Linked DNA regions of Mus musculus: region 1 is linked to region 2. A link is a loop called in an ENCODE intact Hi-C map of the cell type or tissue named here. Cell type or tissue: heart. All regions are shown on one strand. Each heading gives the region's core, and the rest is flanking DNA. Links, peaks and the distances in the headings are about the cores only. Region 1 overlaps 6030407O03Rik (RIKEN cDNA 6030407O03 gene). Region 2 overlaps Gm39663 (a long non-coding RNA gene).

The links. Peaks named below come from ENCODE experiments on the same cell type or tissue, not always from the same donor. Only the 100,000 strongest peaks of a DNase experiment are listed, where the experiment ranks them.
Region 1: a loop joins it to region 2, with 5 times the contacts of the local background. A loop is called at or near these places in 2 of 42 quality-filtered maps.

The regions. Positions count from the first base shown.
Region 1 is chr1:73,626,175-73,629,086 of GRCm38, reverse strand. All of the region lies in intron 7 of 6030407O03Rik (RIKEN cDNA 6030407O03 gene), which reads left to right. Among named protein-coding and RNA genes, the nearest start is that of C530043A13Rik, 98 kb to the right of the region's middle. In heart, for the core only: no CTCF peak of the experiment used is centred there; no DNase peak of the experiment used is centred there.
Region 2 is chr1:72,730,716-72,733,627 of GRCm38, reverse strand. All of the region lies in intron 1 of Gm39663 (a long non-coding RNA gene), which reads left to right. Among named protein-coding and RNA genes, the nearest start is that of Gm39663, 5.6 kb to the left of the region's middle. In heart, for the core only: no CTCF peak of the experiment used is centred there; no DNase peak of the experiment used is centred there.

The DNA of each region.
Region 1 (2,912 bases), core at 187-2,686, 900 kb before region 2:
AGGGCAAACTCCTTGTTCCTTTCGCTCGTACAATCTCCTCATCGTCTTTACCCCAATGTGTCCTGAACCTTAGGCACAGGACTTGGGTTACAGATATATCATTTGGTACTGGCAACCACTGCATTTTGTTGGTTGTGGTTTTCTGCCTGTTGCGAAGAGAAGCTTCCTTCATGAGGGTGAAGAGGGAGTATAGTCACCAGTGGGTTTAAGTGCAAATATTAAGAATGTAGTTAGGGATTAGTGTCACCGCGCTAGGTGAATTTTTAGCATTCTTTCCCACTGCCACTTTACTCTGGTTTATTACTCTAGTCATGTTTTAAAAGCAATTCTGCGTCTTTCTCCTGTTTCTAATGGGCTCTCCCTCAGGGTGGAGACTCTCTTCTGGGCATGCTCAGATCCCATTCTCATTTTGGTTCTGCCATTTCCAGCTGTGAAGTTGATAAATATTTCCAATTAGCTCTTAATTTAACTAAAATAAATTACCTTTAAACAACTACTCAAAATCAAGCAGAACTATAAACGATATTCATTGAAAATGTAATTTAAAATTTAATTTCCATTCAAGTTACCTAAAAGAAATCAAAATTAGTGAGAGAGGGGGAAAAAAAGTCCCTCTTTGAAAACCAGAACATGCCAAGGACCTTTTGTGGAAAACACACAGAATAATTGAAAGACTCACTGTTTCCATTAGCGGCTGGGATATGTGGATTCTAGAAGCTTGATGAATTAGTGGCTGAGCAAAGTGGCCTGAGAACTGCTTTCCTGGGAACTGAAAAGTCAGAGAATTTGTTTTTTAAAGGGTATTCTTTGAGACCATTTCCATGGAGCTGAAGGATTCCTCTCAGTCTTACCTCTTCTTCTGGAGCTCTCTAGAGTCCCCATCCTTGGGACTCTCCAGATGGCTTCATTTCCTGGCTCCAGATTCATCTTGAAAGTCCAGATATGGGTGTGGGATGTAGAGGTCAGATTCATTTACTCTCTTCCAGGCTCTGCCATGTCAATGGGGCGGGCTTTGAAAAGGTCCTGGTGACATGTGGCATCCTTGTTGCCCCTGTGACCCTGCTCTGAGAAACTTTGGGGGGGGGGGTAAACTTGAATCCTACCTGTGAGTAAAAGAAGACAAATCAAAGCCTCTAATTCTCACTCTATAGGGATCTTCAGACCACTAAGGCCAGGGTTTTCTTGGCCTTAGGACTGTGCATATTCTATGCCTGATGATGCCTTAACACCAATGTGGTCCTGTGTGTGGGGAGATTTTCAGCAGCATCTCTAGTTGTCTTTTAGATTCTTTTTCCTTTTCCATCTCTTGTTCTTCCCATTCTAATTCCCCTGTGTCCACTGGCTACCAAATTCATGCTCTCTTCTTTAGCTCTTATTGTTACACATGTATGCACACGCATGTGCACACACATTCATATACACACAGAGAGGCAAATACAACACATTGAGTCCATTTAGTGTTGCTTGCATGTATGTGTTTAGGTTTGACCGCTAAGCATTGGATAACCTACTGACTGGCAACCTCATTCCTAGTGAAGGTAAGTCCCTGTTGTTGAAGACACCAAATACTTCAGACATGGGATTTAGAGGAATCAAGATGGAATTGATCTGGTAAACTCCTTCCTGAGACTGGCCCTCATAGTATGTGAAGGTGGAGTGTAAGCTGCTAAAGGAGAAAAGCAGTCAATAGTCCTACCAGCTGCAGAGCCTGTGAACTACAGAGACTAGCGTGGCAAGCTAGCCTCCAGGGTATAGTCCTGATACAACTTGGAGGTAACCAACAGCTAACTGGACTTTCCGTTAGATTCAAACAAGACTCCCTGATTTGTGACAATCAGCAGTCTCCAGTTATGATCATCTATTTCTTAGAGGAAAAAGTAATTCCTGGTTGAAACCCAGTGATCCACTTTCCCATGTAATGTAGAACTTTGCTTTTCATTGCTCACCATACACCTTGGGAACACTTCTGGAGCCTTTGAATACACCTCACTTTGGTTGGTAGTCCTGGGAATAGTACCACTGGTACCACAAGACAGGTGTTGGCCTGGACGCATGAACCTCAGGTCCTGTTTCTGTGTTTCAGCAGTTATGACCTGAACACATTTACAAAGGTATTTCAGCTTGTTTCTGGCTGTGTCCTAAACCCCATTTCACAGCTTTGCTGGGAGGATGTAGTAGACATGTGTAGAAAACATTTAGCCCTTTGGTGTGTTTGTCAACTGTGATCAATTTATGGGACTCAGAAATCAGCTTCAGCTTCCTCCCCTTGGTTGCACTTCCCTGAGCCATGCAGCTTGTTGGCTCCTTGGATCTCACTACTGCTCAGAATCCAGCCCCACCTCCCCCAGGGTATCCCTTTACCCTTCCTCCTTCTCAGCAGATGAAACTCTACAGACCTCCACTGCCATCTTGGCCAGTTCCAAGATGACAAAACACTGCATGTTCAGAGGTGTTCACCATTAAGTCATGTGTATCTAGGTGGAAATAAAACTCAGGGCTGGTACCACAACGAGGCTAGAGACCTCCTCACAGGCTTTATCTGAGAGCTTTGCTCCTGTAGATGCTGCTGTGGGCACTGTAGCAAGGTAGCCATGTTAGAAGTGGCAGATGAAGGGCCTAGAAAAAGCATGCTTTTTTGCAGAGACGCTATCACTGGGCACCCCAGGAGGGTCAGGTTGAGAGATGGAGGCCACACTGTACTTGACATCTTATTCTTTGCCAGTTGCTCATTTGGAATCAGTTCCTCACACTTTCCAGGAAGTATAAATGAGACACAAACCCTTAGGACTAGAGATCTGAGATGCCACCTGACTACCCAGAGCAGCCAGTGTCTTCTAAACAGTTAAAAAGGTCACCCGTGTCAGGGAGCTGGCTGGTGTCCCCGTGAGACTTTCTAACCTCTTCCTCCTTGC
Region 2 (2,912 bases), core at 93-2,592:
AGACTTCTGTACGCATGCTCAACCATCTCTAATTTGCTGCTGTCACTAGTTCCCAAGGGGGTTCTGAAGGCATTGCTGAGGGAAGCCACCAGCCTTTGTAGAGGAGGTACGGCAGGCTGGAGCAAGTCTAGAAGCAAGGGCAAAGGGATTTAGTGCAAGGAGCCGGCTTAGCTTCATGAATTCCTTTGTCCCCTTACTCACGCTTTCCTGCCACATCTTGTTCAGCTGTAGACATGCCCGGGCTCCAGGCAGGGACAGGCAAGCTGGGGATGTTGAAAGCAAAGGACCTCCAGGCTCTGGGCCGTCAATCCAGCCTCCACCCTGACCGCTGGGCAGAGCCCCACCTCAGCAGAGCCCTCCTCACTGTGGTCCTCGGTCTCCTCATATGGAGAGCGAAAGGTTAGCTCAGGTGTTCTGACAGGCACACCTGCTCAGAGCTGGCCTTCTACAGATAAATATATACTGTGCCGATGTGGAACACACTGGGCCTCTCCACTGTCTGTCTTCAGGGTGAGTCCAAAAAGCAGACTCCACCCTTTGTGGCATTCTTTCATCTAGTTAGGGCTTTTAAGGACTCGTGTGTGTCCAGCTCTGTGGAGATACAAAGTAAATGAGAGTAAGGTTGACCTTCCTAAACTGTTTTAGGAGCTACACAGTGACCCCAGGCAAGCCGGGTCCCCAAACAGAGGCTGAGGACTCAGTACAGACTTGCCATGCTCCATGTGACTTCATTTCCATGCTTTCATTAAAGCCTCAAAGCACACCTAGGCCCATTTTACAGATAGGAAAACTGAGACTCTGAAAAGTCACCTGGAGGTCAAATGACTGTTGAGAGTGGAACTAGACTCTCAGTGCTGGTTTTCATTGGTTTCTTAAGTCTTTCCTGGTGAACTGTGTCTTCTAGCATAATGCCATCGGGTACCTGTGTGGCTACAGGACAGAGATGATACCCTTCCTTCCTTCCTTCCTTCCTTCCTTCCTTCCTTCCTTCCTTCCTTCCTTCCTTCCTTCCCTCCTTCCTTTCTTCCTTCCTTCCTTCCCTCCTTCCTTTCCTCCTTCCTTCCTTCCCTCCCTCCCTCCCTCCCTCCCTTTTTTCTTTCTTTCTTTCTTTCTTTCTTTCTTTCTTTCTTTCTTTCTTTCTTTCGATTTTATCTATTTGTTTTATATATGATGTATGACTACACTGTAGCTGTCTTCAGACACACCAGAAGAGAGCATCAGATCTCATTACGGATGGTTGTGAGTCACCATGTGGTTGCTGGGACTTGAACTCAGGACCTCCGGAAGATCAGTCAGTGCTCTTAACTGCTGAGCCCTCTCTCCAGCTCACATTTTTTTTTCATATAAGCCCTTCCACAGCAGCAGAAGGACCACTGAACCTGAAATGAAAACATTCCTCCAGAACCAACACTCTCTAGAAGCCATGAGGGTTTTTTTTTTTGTTTTTTTGTTTTTTTGTTTTTTTTTTGTTTTTGTTTTGTTTTTTCCTTCCCTGAATCTCAGTTTCCCTATTTTAAAACCACAGTGAGGGTCTGGGCTAGTATGATGGTGACGACAGCCAATGTTCACAGTCGTGCTCAGCTGCAGCCCTGCATGACTTCTGCACCCAAGCATAGCACTGAACCATGAACCACAAAGCTCAAAGCAGAAGACAGTATCGCCAGAACCATAAAAATACAGAGAAACCCCAATAGATCCCAGTGGTTGCTCCAAATGGGTACCAACCACTAAGCTGAGTTTTAGAAAAAGATGAAGGTGAGAGATGATGCACGCGGTGGTCCCTTTCTCATCCCATCTTCATGTTGGTCAAGTTCTGTGTAGCCTTCGATTACATGTGAATCTTCAGAGACTCGGGGCGGGGCCAACAAAGCTTGAGGATGGTTGTGGTGGAAAGACAAGATCCAGGCCTTAAGGACGGGAAGGATTTAGACAGCGTTACAGGCAAAGATTCGAAGAAAAACTAAAAGACCTTTTAGGGACTCCGGTGAGGTCACCAGTTAGTTTTGATGGGAATTATGAGGAAGCTAAGGAGAACTAGGGAGCATGGGTATTCTAAACGCTGTCAGGAAGTTTCAAATGTAACTAGCCAAACAGACCTGTAAGCTGTAACCCTAGCACTTGGGAGAGACAAACGCAGATCAGGATTTCAATGCCAGCCTTAGCCACGAAGTAAGTTCAAGGCCAACTAAGGCTGTAAGAAATTATAGTTTTTTTTTTAAAACCAAGACAAATAAAATAAAATGTAAGTTGATATCCTAATAGCAACTCAAATCTCTATTTTTGAGTACTACTAATAAAACAAGGGTTTCTTGTAGAGATATTTGACCCTACCAGAACTCTATAAACAAGTCTATGGATGACCTGGAACATCTTGTAACGCCAGAAAAGAAGGAAGTAATTTTTCAAATCCTCAAAATTATCGTCATTGTGACATCATGGTATATATTTTATTTTATGGTTCTTGGCTCACAACTCCCTCGTTAGGTATGGGAAAAGAAAGTAGGGTTTTTCTTTCCAAGTGTGGGGGGAAGCCCTAATCTGCCCCTCCTTCTTGTCTCAGAGGTGTGTACCGAGAAGTGACCTGACTCGCTGTGTCTGACGGCAGGCCAGAAGAGCCTGAGTGGGAGTCTAGGTGCATGGAACAAATGCAGCACGGGGCTACGGAAACTGCACAGGCAGGGCTGGCCTCTCCACCCAGGCTCCCACAGCCCCTTTGTCCAGTCACATCTCTCCCTGCCCCCATCATACTTACTCAGTGATAGCTTCACCAAGATTCAAGAGCACTGCGCTAGGAAGCTTGGAGGTAGCTAACCATGCAGAGGAACCTAGGGGTGTTCCACAAATGGAAGTCCCCTGTCCTGTCTCCCACCTCTCCCAAAACATCTCCTTACCTGCCCATGGGTCTGACCGGC